Linked DNA regions of Homo sapiens: regions 2, 3, 4 and 5 are each linked to region 1. Evidence: chromatin contacts called from ENCODE Hi-C or POLR2A ChIA-PET data. All regions are on one chromosome and are shown on one strand. The core of a region is the stretch at or near the end of the contact, and the rest is flanking DNA. Distances in the headings are between cores, read along the strand shown. Region 1 holds the start of ZNF33B (zinc finger protein 33B). Region 2 holds the start of ZNF248 (zinc finger protein 248). Region 3 holds the start of ZNF25 (zinc finger protein 25). Region 4 overlaps ZNF33A (zinc finger protein 33A). Region 5 holds the start of ZNF37A (zinc finger protein 37A).

Region 1 (4,411 bases), core at 504-3,003:
GACTCCATGTCACAAACAAAACAAAACAAAAAAACCATACTGACTCTTACAAATCTCACAAAGTCCACCGCAAAATAAAGTAGGGAATTAATAAACAACTTACCTTGTTCATTTTGTTCTGTTCTTGGAAAGACGGAGACAACTCTGAAGATACAGCTGAGTTGGAAAAAGAGGAATGGGGTCATGAAAGATTTGGCCTGCCTGGCAACTCCCGGATTCTTCTGCCCTAAGAAGCCATACACACCCACTAGGTAAAATGCTCCGTCTGGGAGAATATCAATGTCCTCTGACACTTCGGAATAGGGGGTAGAAATGGTGAAAGAACACCCTAATACAACTCCAACATAACCATGTAGCTCTTGGGCACAAGATTTTTCATCAGGTGAAAGTAAATATTTGCTTCCTAAGGATTTCAATCTCCCTCAGTCTTCACAAAAAATGTATAATGACAATATTGGCCAAACAAGTTAACAATACATTTAATGAAAAAACATTAACACTAAAACCATTGTAAAGAATAGGACTAGGCTATCGATTTTCCCAGTAATGTTACTTAACCTCTGATGAGTTAGTCCACAGAAAACCATAAGCGTCAGTGCTTCAAAGAAAAAATCCGTTTTAATTTCTTCATCTAACTTTGTTGCTATTTCTCAAAAGGATGTTTTAAACTTGCTTTGATGTGTGTAGAAAAGTAGTACTGGCTTAGGGGTCAGGAGAAGTGACTTTTAGTTCTCCCTACTAACAAACTTTGATCCTGAACAAGTCAGTAACCTTGACAAACAAAAAACAAAAAAATTATTTTTTCTTCTAACAAATGAGGCAAAATTAGGTAATTCTGGTTTTTTGTTTGTTTGTTTGTTTTTGAGACGGAGTTTCGTTCTTGTTGCCCAGTCTGGAGTGCAATGGTGCAATCTCAGCTACCTGCAACCTCCGCCTCCCGGGTTCAAGCATTTCTCTGCCTCAGTAGCTGGGATTACAGTCATAGGCCACCACGCATGGCTACTTTTAGTATTTTTAGTAGAGACGGGGATTTGCCATGTTGGTCAGGCTGGTCTCGAATTCCTGACCTCAGGTGATCCACCCTCCTCGGCCTCCCAAAGTGCAGGATTACAGGAGAGAGCCACCGCGCTAGGCCAAAATTATGTAATTCTTGAAGATCCTTCCTGAGTGCAAGATCAAGTTAGGACAGAGGAACAGCAAATAACAAGATGGGGTGATGGACATGACTGGAGGGCAGTTCGAAACCTAAAGAGGATGAACGCAGAACGGGCAACAGAGTCCGTATGTCGGGCGGGCGACTGCACCCGCCCTTTCCTACCCAGGTAGGGCCGCGCCCTAGCACATGGGCGTAAACACGCTCAACCAGAGAACTGCCCCTCCCGCAAGGCTCAGCGCTCGGACCGCGCAAGCGCACATGCCCTCCTCCGCGGCCCCTACAAACAGGGCAACGCACAGGGCGTAGCCCGCTCCCTACAGAGGCTGCGCCTTAGAGGAACTGGCGTAGCGTCCTGGTAGACATGCTGCAGCCCCGCCGTCCCCGGCTTCTCCGTGAGGTCCCCGGGACTCCTCGCCACCACCTGGCACTGGCCCCCGGCTGCCTGCTCCTGGAGTCGCGCGGGGCCCCCTCTCCGTCCCTGCCCAACCCGCGGAGGCTTACCTCACTCTCTCTTCGGGTTGCATTCGCCATAAGAGAGCCGGTAGACCCCTGAAATCCCGGGACCGCCTCCCACGCAAAACGTGAGACAAACAAAAGGAAAGGCGGAAACGCAGAAACGCAGAGGTAGCCAGTGGATGAGGCATGCGCAGAGCCCACGCTCAAAGCCTGGCGCTGTTGGCGCCCAACCTGGAAACTACCTTTCCCGTGAGGACGCGAGAGCAGCCCTTCGGGATTGGCAGAGAGGTGCCCCGCTAGGCAGTGGACAGATGCGGTCTGAGTTGGTGTGGGAACTGCCCGCAGCCCTGGCTCTCCCGGGGCGACCCAAAGGGATGCACTGCAGGGGAGGTCTGTGTGCAGCAAGTGTGCAGGTTAGACACAGACGCCTCAAGGAAAGGACAGCTGTGTGTCAGTTTCACTTTAAATGTTAGGAAGTAGATCTTATTGATACAGTTTAAAAGACTTTGACACTATCAGCGATTCTTTGAGAGCAGGGATGGGGGGGATGGGGGAGGTGCCACAGGAAAGCTACTTCATCAAAATCGTTAACGCAATAAACGGAAATTGAAAAGTCAGAAAATAGACATAATCCGAAAGAAGAAAATAAATGTCACATGATTTCCCCTGTGACATTAAAATTGCTTGACTAAATGGAAATACATTTAGTCTATCTGTACCTTTCTTAGGAAGACAAAATTCCTAAAAGAATATCAACAAATTTTTTTATGTATTTTTTCTCTTTGATCTTTAGTGTATTGTGTACTTTACAAAAGCATTGTCAACTTTATCCAGAGTAAGTAAAAAACTAAATGAACAGCCATTATACGTTTTAAAAAGCTTGAAAAAATGCCTGAGAAATATCTATATCTATCTATATATATAATATTGCTCTATTCAAAGTAGTTTGGCACCTGCTCCATGGAAATAAGACACCATGATTGAGAGTATTCTTTAATGTGTAGTAAATACAGCATTTCAAAACAGTGAGGGAAAGAATGGAGTATTCCAAAGAGCATGTCATTCCTAACAATTTGGAATATAGAGATATATATAGATCACACGTGATAAAATTCACATGTATACAGTATTGAAACATTTAAACGAGTATAAATTTTTGAAAATTGACATGTGGGCCAGGCACAGTGGCCCACACCTGTAATCCCAGCAGTTTGGGAGGTGGAGGCAGGAGGACCACTTGATCCTTAGAGTCCAAGACCAGCCTGGGCGTTATAGTGGGACCCCTGTCTCTACAAAAAATTAAAAATAACAATTAGCTGGGCATGTAGGCAGGCGCCTGTGATCCCAGCTACTCAGGAGGCTGAGGTTGGACGATCACTTGAGCCCCAGGTTGCAGTAAGCCATCATGGCACCACTGCACTCCAGCCTGGGTGACAAAGTGAGACTTTGTCTCAAAAAAAACCAAAAAGGGATGTGATACCAAAGACAGAAACTATAAATTTAATATCAGTTACATTTTATAATAGAGAAAAATAAGCAGCTCCATTCCAGCAAAACTTTTTAAGTCCATTATGAGAATTGAAAGAAATGCAAATATGGCCGGGCATGGCAGCTCACGCCTGTAGTCCCAGCATTTTGGGAGGCTGAGGCGGGCAGATCATGAGGTCAAGACATTGAGAACATCCTGCCCAAAATGGTGAAACCCCTTCTGTACTAAAAATACAAAAATTAGCTGGACGTGGTGGTGCGCACCTGTAGTCCCAGCTAGTCAGGAGGCTGAGGCAGGAGAATCGCTTGAACCCGGGAGGTGGAGGTTGCAGTGAGCCAAGATCGCACTACTACACTCCAGCCTGGTGACAGAGTGAGACTGCATCTCAAAAAAGAAAAAAAGAAAAAAGGAAATGCAAATATTTGAGTAAAAATATGTGAAACATATTGAAATTTACATTTTTAAATTTATGCTTTATATACTGAAAAGTTCACTTTATTTGTTGCATAATTTTATGAGTTTTGACAAACGCACAGATTTGTGTAACCACCACCACAAGCAAGATACAAAATTATTTCACCTGTCAATAAAATTCCTCCATGCTACCTTTTGAAAGTCAGATTCTCTAACCACTCTTAGCCTCTTGCAGCCACTATCTAGTCTTTGGGCCTGTATGTTTGCCTTTTTTAGAATATTATATAAATGGAATCATACAATATGCAGTCTTTGAATCTGGTATCTTTTACTTAACACAATGCAATTGAGATCCTTCCGTGTTGTTTTGTGTACCAATACTTCTGTTTTTCTTGCTGTTAGAAACAAGTGCCTGGTGCCGCAGAGAAAACCAGCACAAAGGCAGAAAATTCCTCAGCAAGAGAAATTTACTTCTGCAGAAGGGTGCAGGTTATGCCAGTCATGATCACAAGAGAACACCGAGAAGGGCAGGGCAGGGGTTTTTATCCCTGATGCAGTTCCTAGCACTTCTGTGTCCCTTCCCCATTGGCTGGGATTAGACCTCACAATCAAAGCTAACTCGATTGGCTAAGGTTTAAAATTGACAGGGTCTATTAGGCGGGAAGGAAGGGGGACTGTCCATTACTAAGCGGGAAGGCATATCCGGACTTGTCTGGGCATGGCAAAGGCGGGAAGGTTGTTTACAGAACAGGTAGCTTGGAGACAAGGAAGTACAAGGAAGTTGGTCTTGAGCAACAAACAACAGGGAACTAAAGCTTTCTGAAGAGTAATTTGTCAACTCTGACATTGCTGACTCCTATTTCTTGGTATGGATTTACCAGCTTCCTTGTCCATTC
Region 2 (4,411 bases), core at 569-3,068, 4.8 Mb before region 1:
AAATGAGAAACACAGAAACAAGTCGGAACTGTCAGTGATTCAACCTAGAAATAAGAACGAGCTGACACAAACAGTTAGGGAAAACTGTTTTGAGGACATGCAGTCCCTCCATTCCTCCACATCGTCAAGGTTTTATTCCTGGATCAAACAGGACCATCAAACCTCAGCGTTTGTTCTCCTGAAAAGCATATGCACTGAGTTCTGCTCTGTAACTGTGTTCTTTGTTTCTACAAAGAAATACTTATAGACAATTTACTGCATTTATTTCAGAATTGTTACTAGAACAATTAGAGATAATATTACAATAACTTGGATAATTCTGCAAAATTAAAAATCCTGCATCTAATTTGCCAACTGCACTATTTTGGATTTGCTACTTCAGTTTTATTTCCCTTAATGTCAATTTTTGCCTATTTCTATTTTTCCATTTTCAAAACATAAACCCTTATAAACTTCAGAAATCCATTTTTAAACAAACTGGGAATAAAGAAACAAGAATCTCACCTGGGATTTGTTCATTTTCCGCTCTTAGTGGAGGAAGGAGAGCTGAAGGATTAGAAAGGAAGAATGTCAGGAGAGCCTTCGCCGGCCTTGCAGTTCGGAGATTCACCTGCCTATACAGGTCCACACACAAGATACTTACGTGTCCATGTGTGGCTCCGATATATGCTGAGCTCAGACATGACACTTTTCACTGAGTGAATGTAAATATTTCTTATTGATTTATTACCAATTTAGGTTCTGTGACACAGAAAAATTAAAAACATGAAAAGATGAGTTTAACAAGTTAACAGTAATCTGAAGGAAAAAACACTATGGGTTTGTCAAAATTCCTTGTAGGGAAAAAAAAAAACTGAGGCCATATTGTTTATCTGTTTACCTGTTAACACCATTAATGCCCTGAGGTTAGATAATGCAAAAGACCTCTAAAAAAAGGGATAGGATGTTAAATGCAAGTTTAAAAATGTTTGTTCTAACTTGCTAACAATTCCTCAAAAGGATCTTTTAATGAGAAACTGTGATATAGAGTAACAAAATGGGCAGCAGTGGCTCGGGAAACTGCAGACTTGACTTCTAATCTCAGTTCTGCCTCTAAGGAATGACAAGATCTGAACTACTCACCTCCTCAAACTCAATTTTGTTTTTCCATCTTTCAAATAAGGTCAAAACAGATAACCCAAGTATGACCTGACTGCACTACCATCCGGCGGGGATATCAGGCCAAGAGAGGAGGAAGCTCAGCAGCTCATCTGGATGTGCCCGGTGTTCGCGGAGGGGTGATAACAGCATTTCTTTCGCTGTGGCCGTGAGCCTTTCACCCGTCCCTGCCCTCAGACTCTCCAGAGGTGACGTTCCTGTTAGCCTGCGCGCCCACCCCTCAGCTCCAGCTCACCTCTCTCTTCTTAAATTTGTCCCAGACCTTGCACCAGCACACAGACTCCGACGGCTTCAGGATACTGTGCCATGATTACACATAATACATAAGCGAACGCGAAACGTGTAAATAATTACTTGGGATAGGAGGGCGGTCAGAGCCAGCAGGGGCCCTGGTGGTCAGCTAGGCCAGCCCCTTCGCTCCTGCACTCCACGGGCAGAGAGGCCCTTGGGGCCGGTGCAGGAGCCGTCTCCCTCGGGCTCTCCCAGGGAACGCACACCCAATAAATACAGCACCTAAACAATGAAAGTGCTCAAAACAACCCCAGGCGGCAAGTATTCCTAATATCCGTAATTTACAGAGAGGAAAACCGAGTCTCCCGTGGATAATTGTGTCTAATTCATTTGTCGCGGACCTGGCGCAGTCGCTCTCCCCCGCAGCCCCGCCTCCTCCCCGCGGGCTCAGGGCACAAAAAGCGCACACGCACACATCAAACGCCATGCGCACGCGCACAACAAACGTCACACGCTACGCACGCGCGTGCTGTCCCCTCCCCGCAGCCAGTTCCCTCCCCTTCGGGCCAGTGCGCATTGCCTACCCCGTGCTACAGGACTTCGCTGAGCGCCAGGCGCAGGGACTGGACGCATACGGACCCCCGGGAGCCCCGGAACTCGCGTTCCCACGCCAGACCTCATCCCCTTCTGACAGAGACGCCCTCGTCCCACCGTCGCCGCAGGCGCCAGGGGTCCCTCCCCACCGCCGAGGTCTAGCCGCCGCCCGCCCGCCTTCAGGGCAGCGCGGGGACCCCCTGGCCCTCGCCCAGTGCTCCGGGGCTCACCCGCCGCTCCTCGCCGCCTCCGGAGGCGAGGGATTGTTTCCCACAAGGGACTGGAGTCCAGGGAAGGACTCGCCTGGAGCGGGAGGCGGGGATGCACATGCGCAGAGGGAGAGGCCGAGCGCCCGAGTTAGGCTGGTGGATGCGATGCGGGGCTTGGAAGCGGCGCTAGACGGTGCCTGTCAGCTCTGGCCGCAACCCTCAGTTGTAAAATGAGGCTGATAGTGCCTACCTAGCAGGGGTTTTATGAGAATTGGAGGCGCTTACGTTGTAAAAGCATTTAAACCGGTGTCTGACACATAAATTGTTCAGTATATTTCTCACAATTATATATCATGCTGGTCATCATAAGGCTCTCCTGCAAAACAGCCTTGTATAGTGGGTTGAGAGATTACTGTCTCAGTTACCCACTCCTGCTTGGAACCAGGATTCTGTCAGTGTCCCCAGAGGTTGTGGATCAAATCAATGTGCCTGTTAGACACAAGCCAAGAGAAGGAAAGGTGTGCTTGAATTCATTCACGATCATGCATGGTAACGTTTAACTGAAAGACTGGAAGAGAAAACTAAAATCTGTGACCAGTATGGTTATTCTCTGGAATAAGGAAAAACAGAAGCTAGCAATTCAAGACCCAAACATAAAATTGTTTATATGTTTAAAAAAAAAAAAGCCGTTTGAGTAACAAATTTGAAGAAGAAAGCACGCACTCATTTCCCAAAACCAACCATACTTTACCCAGAACTACACTACACGTACATTCTTTTACGTGCACATCTGGCATTTTCAGCACACTATGAGCATGTGCGTGTGTTACAACTTTTCATTTAAAAAATCAACTCCTGGGTCATTGTCCACTTTTTTAAACTTTTCATTTGCTCATAATTTCAGATTTACAGAAGAGTTGCAAAATAGTTCCTATATGCCTTTCACCCAGATTCCACTAGTGTTAGTATTTTACATGACCATGGTATATTTATCAAAACTAAGAAAATAACATAGGTACAAGTACTATTAACTGAACTGCAGAGTTTATTCAGACTTAAGCAGTTCTTCCACTAATGCCCTTTTTCTGTTCCAGCAACCAATCAAGGATATTGTCACCGGGGGTCCTTGCTCCCAGAGCTCCCAAGATGGTGGTGGGCTGCTTCCGAGATGGGGGCAAGCCTCATGTTCTCTGACCTGGGGTTCTTGGCCTCATGGATTACAAGGAATGGAATTTTGGGCTATGTGGTGAGTGTTATAGCTCAATTAGAAGCCGTGGGTCACGGAAGAGAACTGTGGAACCCAGTGACTAGTGTTCAGCTCGATTAGGACCAACCTGGGACTTAGCTGTGCAGGAACAATGGCAAGCCTTTAGCCCAACTTGGGAGCAGCAATGGGCACCTCGCTGGATCAGGAGCACAGCGGACACCCTGCCAGATCCGGAGGGATGGAAGTCAGCGGCGGGTCTGCGAAGGCCGCAAACAGCAGCGGTGGACAGCGAGCGAAAGCTCAGCTCAAGCCGTAACAAACACGGACCAGAAGAGAGTGCAGTTGCAAGATTTAATAGAATGAAAACACAGCTCCCATGCAAAGGGAGGGGACCCAAAGTGGGTAGCTGTTGCCGGCTCCAATGCCTGGGTTTCTATCCCGATCATTGTCCCTCCCGCTGTGCTCTTAGGCAATAGATGATTGGCTATTTCTTTACCTACTGTTTTTGCCTAATTAGCATTTTAGTTAGTTCTCTTTACTACCTGATTGGTCGGATGTGAGCTAAGTGCAAGCCCCTTGTTTAAATGTGGATGCAGTCAACTTCTCAGCTAAGCTTAGGGATTCTTAGTCGGCCTAGGAAATCCAGCTAGTCCTGTCTCTCAGTATCACAGTACATTTACTTGTCATGTCTTAGCCTTGGCCAGTTTGTAATAGTTTCTTGCTCCTACCTTGTCTTTCATGACCTTGCTATGAAGATGAAAGCACGCTCTCTTGACTTCAGTCCTCCCACCTTGGCTTCCCAAAGTGCTTGGGATTACAGGCATGAGCAACCACACCCAGCCTATAGTTTAACTTTAAAACAAGAACGATAATGATCCCTTCCTGAAACTAACCCCCTCCTTGTTTGGGGACAAAAACCGTTTTTGTAAAACTAGTGGAAGTCCACAAGTTTAGAATTTTGGTAGGAACCTGAATTCTGTAAGATGCAGGCATAAACTCTAACCAGTTTTTG
Region 3 (4,411 bases), core at 492-2,991, 4.7 Mb before region 1:
TATACACAATGGAATATTATTCAGACATAAAAAGAAGGAAATTTTGTCATTGCAGCAACAAAGATGGAACTGGAGGGCATTATGTTACATGAAATAAGCCAGGCACAGAAAGACAAATATCATGTTCTCACTCATACGCAGGAGCTAAGATAGTTGATCTCATGAAGATACGATGTAGAATGATGGTTACCAGAGGCTGCGAAGGGAAGTAGGGAGTGAGGAATGAAGAGAGGTTGGTTAATGGGTACAAAAATACAGTTAGGTAGAAGGATTAAGTCCTAGTGTTCAATAGCACAGTATGGTTACAAGTGTTAGCAATAATTTATTAGCTATCAGAATAGCTAGAAGATTTCGAATATTTGCAACACAAAGAAATGATAAATGAGGCGGTGGATATTGTAATTACCCCGATTTGATCATGACACATTGTATGCATATATCAAAATATCACATGTACCCCACAAATATGTACATTATGTACCAAAAAAAAAAACTAAAATAAGCAGCAAAAACCACTTCCAGCTAGCATGGTGCTTACGAAATGCCTAAGCTCAGTTATCAGCCAATGAGAGGCATTATAAGATCACCACCATAAAATGGAGGAACTGATGAACTGCAGTTTTCATCTTTAAAAAAATTTTTTGTCCCATTTCCTGTCTTTAGAAACTAGCCTCTGGGCTGGATGGGATTCCCAGCTTCTCCTGTAAAATGCAAAATTGAGGGCTCAAATTGTGGTTTCAATTTACACGTTTCACAGTCCTCTGAGAAGAGACTAAGGTTGGAGGATGCAGGAAGGCCTTAAATAATTCACCTTTTGACTCAAGTGCTCTGAAGATTCCCCAAGCATTTTTGGAAACAGAACACTACCTGGTTGAGACTGGGTTCAAGTACACCACACAGCTACGTTCTGGTGGTGCTCAAGGGGCAAATGCTGTGCTAAATACAAGTCAAGACTGGATTTTAGTGTGGCAAGGCGCATTAACTCAGAGGAAAAAGTGAGGATTTACATCCCACCTGCTAATACTGTGGGTAAACGGATTTCTCTCTCTGAATCTTTAATAGTCACATTTATTTTAATAGAGATGGTTAAGTCGAAAGGATGGTTACGATGATTAAATGAGCCAATAATGAAAACAGCATGTTTTGTAATAATAGAAGCAGCTCACCTTTATTGAGTCCTGTATCATACTTTACATCTATTACCCTATTCAGTACCCAAAGGCCCCCATCATTTGCCAGATGCGCGTCGAGCCGCACTGGGACCACCTACAGACGCTGGACCAGAGCCCACGTCCCTGCGGCTTTGGAGCGCCGCGTCTGCAGCGGCCAGCGCGCCTCACATGGCGGCTCCGGTCACGTCACACAATGCGGCTGCTCCGGGCGCCCACTGCCCAGCACCGCAGGCCTCCTCTGGCCGCCCCTCAAGCAGGTCGCGCAAACGCCATTCCGGGCAGGGGCGCCAGCGCAGCCAGCCAACCTCCCCACCAGGCGGCTCCCACCCAGGGCCCTCCGCGGAGGCCGCTCCGGGGCCAGGAGGCGGCTTCCAGGCTCGAGACCCCGCCTCCCAGGCCCTGCCCGCCCGCAAAAGCCTTCGACACACCTGCAGGGTCTCGGCCTCTGCTCCCGGCCCGCGCCGGGCCCAGGCCCCGCCCTTTGCGGCCCAGCCCAGACCCGGAGGCACCGGAGTCCTCTCCCCACCCTAGGGCGTAAGACCAAAAAAACGCCAATGCCAGAAAGAAGACACTGCACATGCGCAGAACGTTTCCCTAGCCCTACTCCAGAACTACGCTTCCCAGAAGGCCCGGCTGCGACTCCATCTTGGATGACGTCGTGAGGCGCGGCCGCCTCCAGCGGCCTGAGTGATTGCTGTCGGGTTTCCGGGAGAGGGCGCTGTCCTTGCTCAGTGATGGCCGGAGAGCTGCACCCTGCACGTCTGGGCTTGAAGACAGAAATCCACCGTGAGGTGCTCCAAGGAACACTGATGGGCAGTTTTGTTAAAGTGATTGAACTCCGTGGGTACAGGAGTACGTGGAGTAATGAAGGATAATGCCCTGTAACCGCTTCCTCTTAGGAATGCTAGCTTTCACAATTGTGCAAACGGTACGCGAAACGTAATAAACTACAAAATATGTATAAGCTAAAACAGAAAACGAGTATACCACTTCCCAAAAGCAAAAGCGCTTAATGTTAGGTGAACATCCTTCTCATGAATTTACACAAATTTTAACCTAATGGTATAGAGTATCATGACTATCATTTCACTAAGGAATATATATAGTCATCCCTCCTTATCCTGGGGGTGCATATCTATGGATTCAACTAAGCTCAGAATGAAAATACTTAAAAATTCTATCTTACTGAACATGTACAAAGTTTCCCCCTTGTCATTATACCCTAAACAATACAATAAAACTATTTACATAGTATTTACATTGTGTTAGGTGTACAATTAATCTAGACATAATTTAAAATATACAGGAGGAGGTGTGTAGGTTATGCAAATATCAGGTTATTTTCTACCAGAGACTTGAACATCCCTGGATTTGAGTAATCCAGGGAGGTCCTGGTACTAATCCCCCGCGGATACAGAGAGAGGACTTGGCTGTATATGTAAAACAAATTATATATTTCCTGGTCAATAACTTTATTACATTAAAACATGTAGAATCATCTAGAAAAAAACGTATATATTGTCATGTGTATAAACACACATATATATACATATAAAAATATGCGCACATAATACACACACACACACCACCTTTCTGGATGGGAAGTATTGAGGAAATAATTTAAAATAAAGCCTCTTGCCAACCCAGAAAATTCTCTCCACAGATGGAGAAAAGAACAAAACAGTTACATTATTGAATAAACATTAAACCAGACTGCGATGTGCGTCACAGGCAACCCACTAATGAGTTTATGAAGACAGGAAGAACTATCATTTTTTGTATTAGCCGGTCTGGTACAACGCATTCTATTTCCTCAAGGTAAAAATAACTTGTCCTCAAGTAAGATGACTGTACAGCAACATTTGCTATGCATAATTCATCTGAAATTCACCTGATAATTAGGGTAGCCATCAGTGTTAGTTAATTGCCATTATGCAAATGAAAAGTAAAGTTTCTGGTATCTCTATGACACGCAGGTAGTTAACCGCGGGTAGCCAGGAGCCTAGGAGTTTACCACAGAGGCAGGGAGATGGGGTGCAATCTTCCTTGATGCTTACATTTCAAAGACATGACCCAAGGCCATTAAGAAAGACCTTCCTGGGTTGTTAAACTAGCAAGAAGCTTATTTACTTTTTAAAAAGTTTTGCTATATCTCACAGGGACAGAGAAGGGATTTACAATTACAAGTTTTCTTAAGGAAATGCTGTAAGAAAAGAGAGGAGTAAAGGTCTTTTTCCCTTTTTGCAAGAAGGAAAATTCAGTTGTTTTATTTTTTTCTTTGAGACAGAGTCTGGCTTTGTCACCCAGACTGGGATGCAGTGGCATGATCCCGGCTCACTGCAACCTCTGCCTCCCAGGTTCAAGGAATTCTCTGCTTCAGCCTCCTGAGTAGCTGGGATTACAGTCGCCCACCACCACGCCTGGCTAATTTTTTTTGTATTTTTAGTAGAGACGGGATTTCACCATCTTGGCCAAGGTGGTCTTGAGCTCCTGACTTCGTGATCCACCTGCCTCAGCCTCCCAAAGTGCTGGGATTACAGGCGTGAGCCACTGCGCCCAGCCCAAATTTTTATATTTATATTTACCCTTAGAGAAACTATAAAATTTAACACAATTTCAATCAAAATTTAAATTAAAAAATCTTAACGGGGAGCTTAGTTTTGTTTTACTTGATAAAATAATTTTTAACTTCCTCAGGAAACAACCTCAGGGAATAGCAAGGAACTGAAGACTAAACTCTGATTTTTTTTATCTTATCCAAATTTCTATCTAAGGGGTCTGAGGAGTTATGCCCTACAAACCATAAATTCATATCAGATGGGTTTTATTTAACCCCATAAAATGTGACTTACTTTCCAACCAGACTCTGGCATAACATTATGAGACAAGGAAGAAAATAAAAACATTTTACCCCAAAAACATGTTTGTCACATTTTGAAATGGCCCTGCAAGCCGTCCTTTGTGGGAAAATTTGCATCTCTAAATAATCTCTATTAACTAACATAGCTAGGCCTTTTCCTTCCAGGCCCTTCTAATTCTGAATAGATTGACTGAGAGTCTAGCACCTTTTAAAGGGTCTGAATAGGAAACATCTGTCATCTCTTGTTTTCAAGGATAGCCACTATGAGACTTCAAAAGAACTTTGGTCTCCACAACCTTTTATCTTAACCTGAACATTTCCTTTCTATTGATCCCAGCTCCTTAGACAAAAATTCAACCAATTGTCAACTAGAAAATGG
Region 4 (4,411 bases), core at 818-3,317, 4.6 Mb before region 1:
CAATTGATGGACAAGAAGCATTTGATAAAATCCAACACCCATTCATGATAAAACCGAGCAAACTAGGAATAGAGAGGAACTTCCTCAACTTGGTAAAAAAAAAATCTACAAGAAACCTACTGCTAAGAGCATACTTAGTGGTGAAACACTGGATACTTTCTCCCTAAGATAAGGAAACAAGATGTCCTGTCTCTTCACTCTTACTCAACATCTCATTGGAAATGGTAGGTAATGCCATAAGACAACAAAATAAGAGGCATACAGATGGGAAAGGAAGAAATAAAACTTTCTTCGTACAGGCATGATTGCCTAAGGAGAAAATTCTAGAGAACTCCCAAAACTATTAAGTCTTTGTAGCAAAGTTGGAGGATAGAAGCTTAATATAGAAAAATCAGTTCCTTTTTTCATTATGTAGTTGTGTTATTTGTCCTTTTATTGTTGAGATGTAAGAGTTTTTTCCATATTCTGTTTAGCAGTCCCTAATTACATACATTATTAGCCAATATTTTTCTCCCATTTGTGGGTTGTCATTTTATTGTCTTTGTTCTTGGTAGCAAAAGAGTTTTTCATTCCATGAAGTCTAATTTGTTTTTTCTTTTGTTGCTTGTATTTTTGGTACTTTATCTAAGAGGGCTTTATCTATCCCCAGGGCATGAAGATCCACTCCTGTATTTTCTTTAAGTAATGGCTTTTAAATGTAGACCTGTGATCCATTTTCAATTAGTTTTTGTATATGGTGTGAGGAAAGGAATAATTTTGATTGTTTTGCATACAAATATTCAGTTGTCTCAGCATCATTTCTTGAAAAGGTAATTTTTCTTTTTTCTTTTTTTTTTTGAGAGGAAGTCTCTGACGCCCAGCCTGGTGGGCAGTGGCACGATCTTGGCTCACTGCAACCTCTGCCCCCTGGGTTCACGCAAGTCTCCTGCCTCAGCCTCCTGAGTAGCTGGGATTACAGGCATGCGCCACCATGCTTGGCTAATGTCTTTGTATTTTTAGTAGAGATGGAGTTTCGTCATATTGGCCAGGCTGGTCTTGAACTCCTGACCTTGTGATCTGCCTGCCTCAGCCTCCCAAAGTGCTAGGATTACAGGTGTGAACTACTGTGCCCAGCCGAAAAGGTGATTTTTCAACATTAAATTGTGTTGGCATCATTGTTGAAAATTAACTGAACATAATATATAGTAGTGTTTATTTGTGAACTCTCAATTTTATTTCATATGTTTTCCTCTATGCCAGTATCATACCATCTTGATTATTGTAATTTTGTAGCAAATTTTCAAATTGAGAAGTGTATGTCTTCTAACTTTCTACTTCTTTTTTAAGATTGTTTTGATTATATTCAGTTCCCTAAATTTCCACATGAAATTTTAGACCAGCTTGTTAGTTTCTCCAAAAAGGCAGATGGGATTTTGGTAGGGATTGTGTTGAGTTTAGGTATTAATTTGGCAGTTATTGCCATCTTAACCATATGAACACTGTTCAGTGCCTTTCCATTTATTTAGGCTGTCTTTAATTTCTTCTATCATTGTTTTGTGGTTTTCAGACTATAAGCTCTGTATTTCCTTGATTAAAGTTATAAGTATTTTATTCTTTTTGATGCTATTGTATATGGAATTTATTTTATTTATTTACTTATTTGAGACAGAGTTTTGTTCTTACTGCCCAGGGTGGAGTGCAATGGTGCGATCTCGGCTCACTGCGTCTCAGCCTCCCAAGTAGCTGGGACTACAGGCACATGCCACCAAGCCTGGATAACTTTTTTGTATTTTTAGTATAGATGAGGTTTCACCATGTTGGCTGGGCTGGTCTCAACCTCCTGACGTCAGGTGATCCAGCCACCTCGGCATCCCAAAGTGCTGGGATTACAGGCTTGAGACATTATGCCCGGCCAGAATTATTTTTAAATTTTCATTTATGATTTGTTTGTTGTTAGTGAACTTGCACCCTGCAACATTGTTGAACTCTTTTATTAGTTTTAATAGTGTTTCAGCAGATTCTTTAAGATTTTCTATATGCATGAGTAGTCAACTGCAAATACAGATAGTTTCACTTTTGTTTTCAATCTAAATTCCCCTTCCCCTTGCTTTTCTTGACTAGAATCTCCTGTGTGATGTGTAACCAGCAAGAGGACATTCTTGTCTTCTTTTTGTTCTTAGAGTAAAATCACTGTACCTTTCATTATTTAGTATGATGTTAGTGGTGGACTTTTTGTAGATGCCTTTAATCAGGCTGAGGAAGTTTAACTCTATTCCTGGTTTGCTGATTGTTTTTATAGAGAAGATGGTCATTGGATTGTGTTAAATGCTTTTTCTCTGTATACTGAGATGATCATGTGGTTATTGTTTCTTTTCTCCTTACGTGGTGTATTAATTGATTTTCAAATGATAAACCAAATTTGAATTACTAGGATAAATCACACTTGATAATTGTATGTAACCCTTTTTATATACTACTGGATGAAATTTGCTAGTATTTTGTTGAGGATTTATATGTCTGTAATCATGACACATGGATCTGTATTTTTTTTCATGTCTGATTTTGGTACCAGAGTAGTAGTATTGGGATCATAGAATGAGCTGGCAAGTGTTTCTTCTTATTTTCTTGGAGTTTTTGAGTAATTGATAATTCTTTTTAAATGTTTGATAAAATTCTCCAGTGAACCCTTATGGACCTGGGTTTTTTTTTTGTTTTTGTAATGGGAAGTTTTCTTGTCTGTTTTTTGTCTTTTTTGAGACAGGGCCTCACTATATTGCCCAGGCTGGAGTGCAGTGGTGCAGTCATGGCTCACTGCAGCCTGACTTCCCAGGCTCAGGCAATTTTCCCACCTCAGCCTCCCAAGTAGCTGGGACTACAGGCATATGCCAGCACACCCAGCTAATTTTTTGTGTTTTTTTTTTGTAGAGATGGGGTTTCACCATGTTCCTGGGCTGGTCTTAAACTCCTGAGTTCAAGTGATCCACCTGCCTTGGCCTCCCAAAGTGGTAGGATTACAGGCATGAGCCACAGCATCCCACCTGTAATGGGGAGTTTTAAATTTACAACTTCAATCTTTTTACTTGTGTAGGTCTTTTCAGATTTTTCTTTTTCTACTTGAGTTGGTTTTAGTTGTTTTTGTTTTATGGATTTTCCCATTTTGTTGAAGTTAAATAATTTGTTGGCATACATTGTTCATACCATTCTTTGTAATTATTTTTATTTCTGTAAGAGTACTAGTAATACATCTTTAATCCCTACTTTTAGTAATTTGAACCTTCTCTCTCTTTTTTTTCTTTTTCAATGTCAGTCTAGCTAGAGGTTTGTATATTTTGTTGATCTTTTCCAGGAATCAGCTATTGTTTTTCTGTTCTCTAGTTCATTAATTTTTACTCTATAATCTTTCTGCTTTCCTGCCTTCTGCTTGATTTGGTTTTGTATTGCTGCTCCTGTCCAAGTGTTTTAAGGTGGAAAATTAGTTTACTGATTTGAGATCTTTTTAAATATGGTTATTACAGCTACAAATCTCTAAGGATTGCTTTATCTGTGTTCCATAAGTTTGAGTATGTCTTCATTTTTATCTCAAAGCATTTTTTCTAATTTTCCTTCTTATTGCTTCTTTAACTTTTTTTTTTAACTTCGGAATATGTTATATAATTTGTGCATGTTTGTGCATTCTAAAAATTCCTTTGTCTTACTGATTTGTAATTTCGACTGTGGTCAGAGAATCATTTTAAATTTATTCTGGGGAATGTTTCATGTGTACTTTTGAAGCATACCTGCTCCACTGTTCGAGTGGAATGTTCTGTCTATATCTCTTAGATCTGGTTGCTTTAGAGTGTCATCTATATCTTCTGTTTCCATGTTTATATTGTGCCCAGTTGTCCTAACCATTATTGAAAATGGGGTATTACAGTTTGCAATAAGTATTGTAGACTTGTATATTTTTTTCTTTTAATTCTGTCAGTTTTTGCTACACATACTTTGAGGCTCTGTTAGTAGTACATAGGCTTAGAATTGTTATGTCTCCTTTATTGATTGACCCTTTTATTGTTATATTAATAAAATTCCCCTCTTTATCCTTAGTAAAATTTTTGTATTAAAGTGTATTTTGTGTGATATTAGGATAGCTACTCCAGCCTTATAGGTGCCATGTGCCGGATATATCTTTTTCTGTCTTCAAATTTTCAACCTGTTTGTATCTATCTCTTATAGACAGCACATGTTTGGATTTTCACACTTTTGACAACCTGAGAATTGTTGCTTTTTGATTGGATTTTCAAATCATTCCCTTTTTCCTGTTGTTATTGCTATGCAGATGGTTCCTGACTTAAAATGGTTTGACTTATGATTTTTTAACTTTTCAATAGGTTTATTGGGTTGAAACCCCTTTGTATGTTTAGGATTTACAGAGGTTCAACTTAGTATTTTTTCT
Region 5 (4,411 bases), core at 1,048-3,547, 4.5 Mb before region 1:
CACCACCTCCATGGTGCCTGCACAGCCAGTCCCCTTCCTGAGATGATCCCAGGAGGATGTGTCGAGTCCCAAGGAGCCTAAGAGTGGCATGTCCCTAGTTTTCAATCTCTTTAGGGATAGGATTATGCAAATTGAAAGAAGAGCAAACAATGTTACTGAAATAATCCATGGCATAATGGAACCTGAATGCATTAAAGAAATAATGGAGGGCAGGAGAGGTGGCTCACATCTGTAATCTCAGCACTTTGGCAGGCTGAGGCGGATGGATCAATTGAGGTCAGGAGTTTGAGACCAGCCTGGTCAATATGGTGAAACCTAGTCTCTACTAAAAACAGGAAAAATTAGCTGGGCGTGGTGGCATGTGCCTGTAATCCCAGCTACTGGGGAGGCTGAGGCAGGAGAATCACTTGAATCTGGGAGGCGGAGGTTGCAGTGACCCGAGGTCTTGGCACTGCACTGCAGCCCAGGTGACAGAATGAGATCCAGTCTAAAAAAAAAAAAAAAAAGAAATAATGGAATATTCACAAGTGTCAAGACTGTTTCTTAAAATGCAAAAGCATTAGGCTGGGTGCAGTGGCTCATGCCTGTAATCCCAGCACTTTGGGAGGCCGAAGCGGGCGGATCACGAGGTCAGGAGTTCGAGACCAGCCTGGCCAACACAGTGAAACCCGATCTCTACTAAAATTACAAAAATTAGCCGGGTGTGGTGGCACAAGCCTGTAGTCCCAGCTACTTGGGACGCTGAGGCAGGAGAGTCGCTTGAACCCAGGAGGCGGAGGTTGCGGTGAGCCGAGATCATGTCACTGCACTCCAGCCTGGGTTACAGAGCCAGACTCCATCTCAAAAAAAAAAAAAAAAAAAAAAAACATTATGAGCAGGAAAATAAATTGTGTCTCGAAGTGATAATCATTGTTGTACTTACCATGACTGTCTTCTGAAATGCATCTCAACCCTTGAATAATTTGATTCTTTTACATGGATGGTACTAAATGCTTTTCCAGCATGGGAACAAGTGGGATTATCATCAGTGGTGGTAAAGAAGGGAATAGAAATGGAGAAAAATGCTTCTTTTTTGGTCAGTGGACATTTATTTTTTATTTTTATTTTAACTTAAACTTCAATAGCTTTTGGAGTACAAGTGGTTTTTGGTTATGGATGAATTATAAAGTGGTGGATTCTGAGATTTTAGTGCACCTGTCACCTGAGTAGTGTACACTGTACCTAATGTATAGTTTTTTTTTTTTCATTTTTGAGATGGAGTTTTGCTCTTGTTGCCCAAGCTGAAGTGCAATGGCGCGATTTCAGCTCACTACAACCTCCACCTCTCGAGTTCAAGGGATTCCCCTGCCTCAGCCTCCCAAATAGCTGGGACTGCAGGTGTGTGCCACCACGCCCAGCTAATTTTGTAGTTTTAGTGGAGACGGGGTTTCACCGTGTTACCTAGGCTGGTCTTGAACTCCTGACTTCGTGATCCACCCGCCTCCGCCTCCCAAAGTGCTGAGACTACAGGCGTGAGCCACCGCGCCTGGCCATGTGTAGTTTTTTTAACCTCCGGCCTCCTTCCTACCAGCCCCTTCTGAGTCTCTAAAGTCCATTATATCACTCTGTATGCCTCTGCGTACTCATAGCTTAGCTCCCACTTATAAGTGAGAACCTACGGTTTTTGGTTTTCCACTCCTGTATTACCTCTGCCTGTGAACTTTAAAAAGTTATCGTGATCAAGAGATCCTGCATACTCCTGAAGAATGGAAAATGCATGTTTGCCATGCAAGATGGTATTACGTGGTTTAACAAATAAAATTTGAAGAGCAATTCCGAGTTATCTTTACGACAGCTTACAGGCTGGTAATGCTCATGTCCAGCGTGTTTTCTCACGGTTAGCGTCCAATGGACCAGAAAGGAGCAAGTGAAGCTCTCCACACTGGCGCAAGTGTAGGTGGTGCTGCGGCAGCGTCGCGGGGCCACAGGAACCGACCTCGTCTGGAGAAATTCCACTCGTGAATTCTGCCAAATGAGGAAGTGTTGAGGACGGCCAAATCATCAGGGGGATGTAATTCATGAGAAAGCTGTGTAATTTAAATACTCATAATTTATTTCAGCTAACGAATAAAACTGCAGTACTGCACTTGCCGCATCTGGGAACTAACTGCCCAATGCGGCTGAAACCTCATGCCCTTTCAAAAGGAGTGGCGCGAGGGCTTGTGGGAAATGTAGTCTGCACTTTCTAAGGGAGCGGCGCGAGGGCTTGTGGGAAATGAAGCGTGCACTTTCTAAGGGAGCGGCGCGAGGACTTGTGGGAGATGTAGTGTGCACTTTTCGGCCCCCGTCGCGGGAGCCGCTTCGGGCCTTCTGGGCATGTCTGCCATATGGCTCCAGGTTTGTTTTTCTCCCCGGCACTCTGACGGGGAGGGCTCCCGGCATCTCCTGGCGTCCGGGTAGAGGACGCGGAGGGTGAGTAAGGGAGGGCAGGGGCGAGGGTGGACTGGGGGTTCCGCGCGGCCTGGGGGTGGGAGAGAGGGAACGCCTTTGCCGCCTGGCCTGGGTCCGAATCCTGCCTCGGTTCTTGTGCTCCCAAAGGGAATGCGCAAGTCCCGCGCCTGTGACAAGTGAGGTTGGATTTTCTCTTCCCTGAGGTGAAGGATGCCCGGAGGCCTCCGCAGGACGGCGCAGAAACGGGCCTTCTGCCCAATAGATGCGCGCTTCTCTCATTCTTTCCCCTCAGAATCTCGCTGTCCTCACAACCACCTGTGGTCGGCGTCGCCGCGGTGTCACTGCGATGCCGAGGCGAATGGGGTGGGGGGAAGCGCCCGCGGGGCGGGGAGGGACCCTGCAGGCGCGGACTCCACACCCAGCCTCTGGCCAGCGTCACTCGGCTTGCTGTGTCCTCGCAGGTCGCAGCTTCATTGCCTGATGTCTTCGGGAAGTATTTTGAAGTCATCGTGGCTGTGGATTGGGGAATTTCTTGTTTCCACTGACCTGTGAGGCCGCGCACGCGGAGGGAGGCACCCCAGGCCCTCCGGCACTGTCCAGCCTCGCCTGTGTCCCCATTAGCACCAGTGGGCATTTTCAGAGGGTCCAGCTCATGGCTCAAGTGACAGGAAGATGTAGGAGCTTTCTGTCTTGAATGAGGATTCGAACCAAAGGGCTTAGGCCCAGCTGTCTTGGAGCAAAGCAGCTGTTGTGGGGTAAGAAGGGAAGGGTGGGGGGCGAGGGCCCAGGGGCCCTCCTAGGAGGACACCCAACCCGTTGGGCTGACACCTCACTAGAGATCTAGAGCACGGGTGGGAGGAGCAGAGGCTCGATTTGTGTCCTTTCCAGACCCCCACAGGCTGGGAGCTTTGTGCCCATTCAGATGTGGGGGCAGAAGAGGGCAAGGCCGAAGGAGCAGACAGCACCGCTTCTTGGGGAGTTGTGAAGGCATCATGCGGAGGGAAGAGCTTAGCAGCCAAGTGGAGGACAGCACCCTCCATGCCTGGATTCGTTACTCGCTCGTTCTAGATGCTGAGCTGCTGGCGCACTGCAGCACAACTAGAGATGTACGGATGCCCCCATCTTGATCTTACAGAATCAGAGGTACAGCCGCGAGAAAGGTCTGTAAGTTATCTATTTACGCTTTATTTAAAAGATGGGATGGGGTGGGGTGGACAGGAAACGAGCTTAACGTGTTAAGTTACTGATGACATTGACACATTTTGTTGTGGCAGAGTCAAGAACAGACAGAGTCGCTTGAGGACTCAGGAGGGTGTTTGCTGCGTTGACAACAGAGTAAGTAAAAATCAGTTTGCTTTTTTAAATCCAAAGATTGTTTTGAGAACCTCAAATCAAGTTAGAGCAAGTTCGTTTTCCTTCCAAAAAAACTGGGCTGGGCTGGGCACGGTGGTTCACGCCAGTAATCCCAGCACTTTGGGAGGCTGAGGGGGGTGGATCAAGAGGTCAGGAGTTCGAGACCAGCCTGGCCAACATGGTGAAACCCCGTCTCTACTAAAAATGCAAAAAATTAGCCGGGTGTGGTGGTGCGCACCTGTAGTCCCAGCGACTTGGGAGGCTGAGGCAGGAGGTTGCGGTGAGTCGAGATCATGCCATCGCACTCCAGCCTGGGCAACAAACAGGGCAGGACTCTGTCTCAAAAAAGCAAACAAACAAACAAAAAAAACTGGGCTGAAAAATACCACATCGCTTTTTTCAAAACCTTGTTGGGATTCTCTGGTTTGTAATAAAGATTAAAACCTGAGTATTTTTGTTTAGCATCAGTTTTAATGAAAGTATTATGTTCCACTCTTTGGCTTTTCCTAACTTGCTTAATTAGTTTAATATATCGGTTTGCATACTCTGTTAGAGTACAGCATAAATTGTTTTTAAGTCAGTAGAAAACAAACGTTTTTACATTTGAAAACTAATGAGTCCAAGCAGT

Evidence for each region. A loop is a pair of places that touch in the nucleus more often than their neighbours do. ChIA-PET counts read pairs that join two places held with the same protein, here RNA polymerase II (POLR2A). Pooled maps may share reads with other maps.
Region 2: a map of CD4-positive, alpha-beta T cell shows a loop between it and region 1 (10-fold over the local background). The contact joins the promoter of ZNF248 here to the promoter of ZNF33B in region 1. A Hi-C loop is called at or near these places in 4 of 168 maps with a recorded cell type or tissue (CD4-positive, alpha-beta T cell, CD4-positive, alpha-beta memory T cell, CD8-positive, alpha-beta T cell and 1 more), 2 of 37 single-sample maps with no recorded cell type and 15 of 50 pooled maps.
Region 3: a map of CD8-positive, alpha-beta T cell shows a loop between it and region 1 (14-fold over the local background). The contact joins the promoter of ZNF25 here to the promoter of ZNF33B in region 1. A Hi-C loop is called at or near these places in 3 of 168 maps with a recorded cell type or tissue (CD4-positive, alpha-beta memory T cell, CD8-positive, alpha-beta T cell and naive thymus-derived CD4-positive, alpha-beta T cell), 2 of 37 single-sample maps with no recorded cell type and 11 of 50 pooled maps.
Region 4: a loop to region 1 is called in a pooled map, with 3 times the contacts of the local background. The contact joins the enhancer-like site here to the promoter of ZNF33B in region 1. A Hi-C loop is called at or near these places in 12 of 168 maps with a recorded cell type or tissue (CD14-positive monocyte, CD4-positive, alpha-beta T cell, GM11168 and 9 more) and 4 of 50 pooled maps. POLR2A ChIA-PET finds 5 or more read pairs at or near these places in 1 of 52 experiments (A549).
Region 5: a loop to region 1 is called in a map of CD4-positive, alpha-beta T cell, with 8 times the contacts of the local background. The contact joins the promoter of ZNF37A here to the promoter of ZNF33B in region 1. A Hi-C loop is called at or near these places in 5 of 168 maps with a recorded cell type or tissue (CD4-positive, alpha-beta T cell, CD4-positive, alpha-beta memory T cell, CD8-positive, alpha-beta T cell and 1 more), 1 of 37 single-sample maps with no recorded cell type and 12 of 50 pooled maps. POLR2A ChIA-PET finds 5 or more read pairs at or near these places in 1 of 52 experiments (activated B cell).

Annotation. Positions count from the first base shown.
Region 1 is chr10:42,636,817-42,641,227 of GRCh38, forward strand. ZNF33B (zinc finger protein 33B) reads right to left here and starts at 1,754. Exons shown (of 5, transcript NM_006955.3): 1 at 1,658-1,754; 2 at 104-156. The coding sequence starts at 112. LOC105378268 (a long non-coding RNA gene) reads left to right here and starts at 1,489. Exons shown (of 2, transcript XR_945898.3): 1 at 1,489-1,737. RefSeq lists enhancers at 516-1,384, 1,044-1,313 and a silencer at 1,504-1,673.
Region 2 is chr10:37,855,792-37,860,202 of GRCh38, forward strand. It overlaps ZNF248 (zinc finger protein 248), which reads right to left and starts at 1,819. Exons shown (of 6, transcript NM_021045.3): 1 at 1,394-1,819; 2 at 644-741; 3 at 505-546. The coding sequence starts at 519. ZNF248-AS1 (ZNF248 antisense RNA 1) reads left to right here and starts at 1,958. Exons shown (of 2, transcript NR_186559.1): 1 at 1,958-2,710; 2 at 3,287-4,411. RefSeq lists an enhancer at 1,312-1,371 and silencers at 1,689-2,065, 1,762-2,311.
Region 3 is chr10:37,974,906-37,979,316 of GRCh38, forward strand. ZNF25 (zinc finger protein 25) reads right to left here and starts at 1,742. Exons shown (of 6, transcript NM_145011.4): 1 at 1,601-1,742. It overlaps ZNF25-DT (ZNF25 divergent transcript), which reads left to right and starts at 1,850. Exons shown (of 6, transcript XR_930830.4): 1 at 1,850-2,100. RefSeq lists enhancers at 626-715, 1,756-1,985 and a silencer at 1,306-1,715.
Region 4 is chr10:38,036,509-38,040,919 of GRCh38, forward strand. The region is part of intron 4 of ZNF33A (zinc finger protein 33A); the gene reads left to right. Among named protein-coding and RNA genes, the nearest start is that of ZNF33A, 28 kb to the left of the region's middle. Within about 2 kb of position 2,068, at least 6 of the 41 ENCODE cell types and tissues checked have a DNase peak (open chromatin) inside an H3K27ac peak, as active enhancers do; they include CD4-positive, alpha-beta T cell and GM12878, where a contact is called at or near this core.
Region 5 is chr10:38,092,040-38,096,450 of GRCh38, forward strand. ZNF37A (zinc finger protein 37A) reads left to right here and starts at 2,298. Exons shown (of 8, transcript NM_001324250.3): 1 at 2,298-2,451; 2 at 2,892-3,185; 3 at 3,499-3,590; 4 at 3,705-3,765. It also overlaps the pseudogene FXYD6P2. RefSeq lists an enhancer at 2,252-2,441.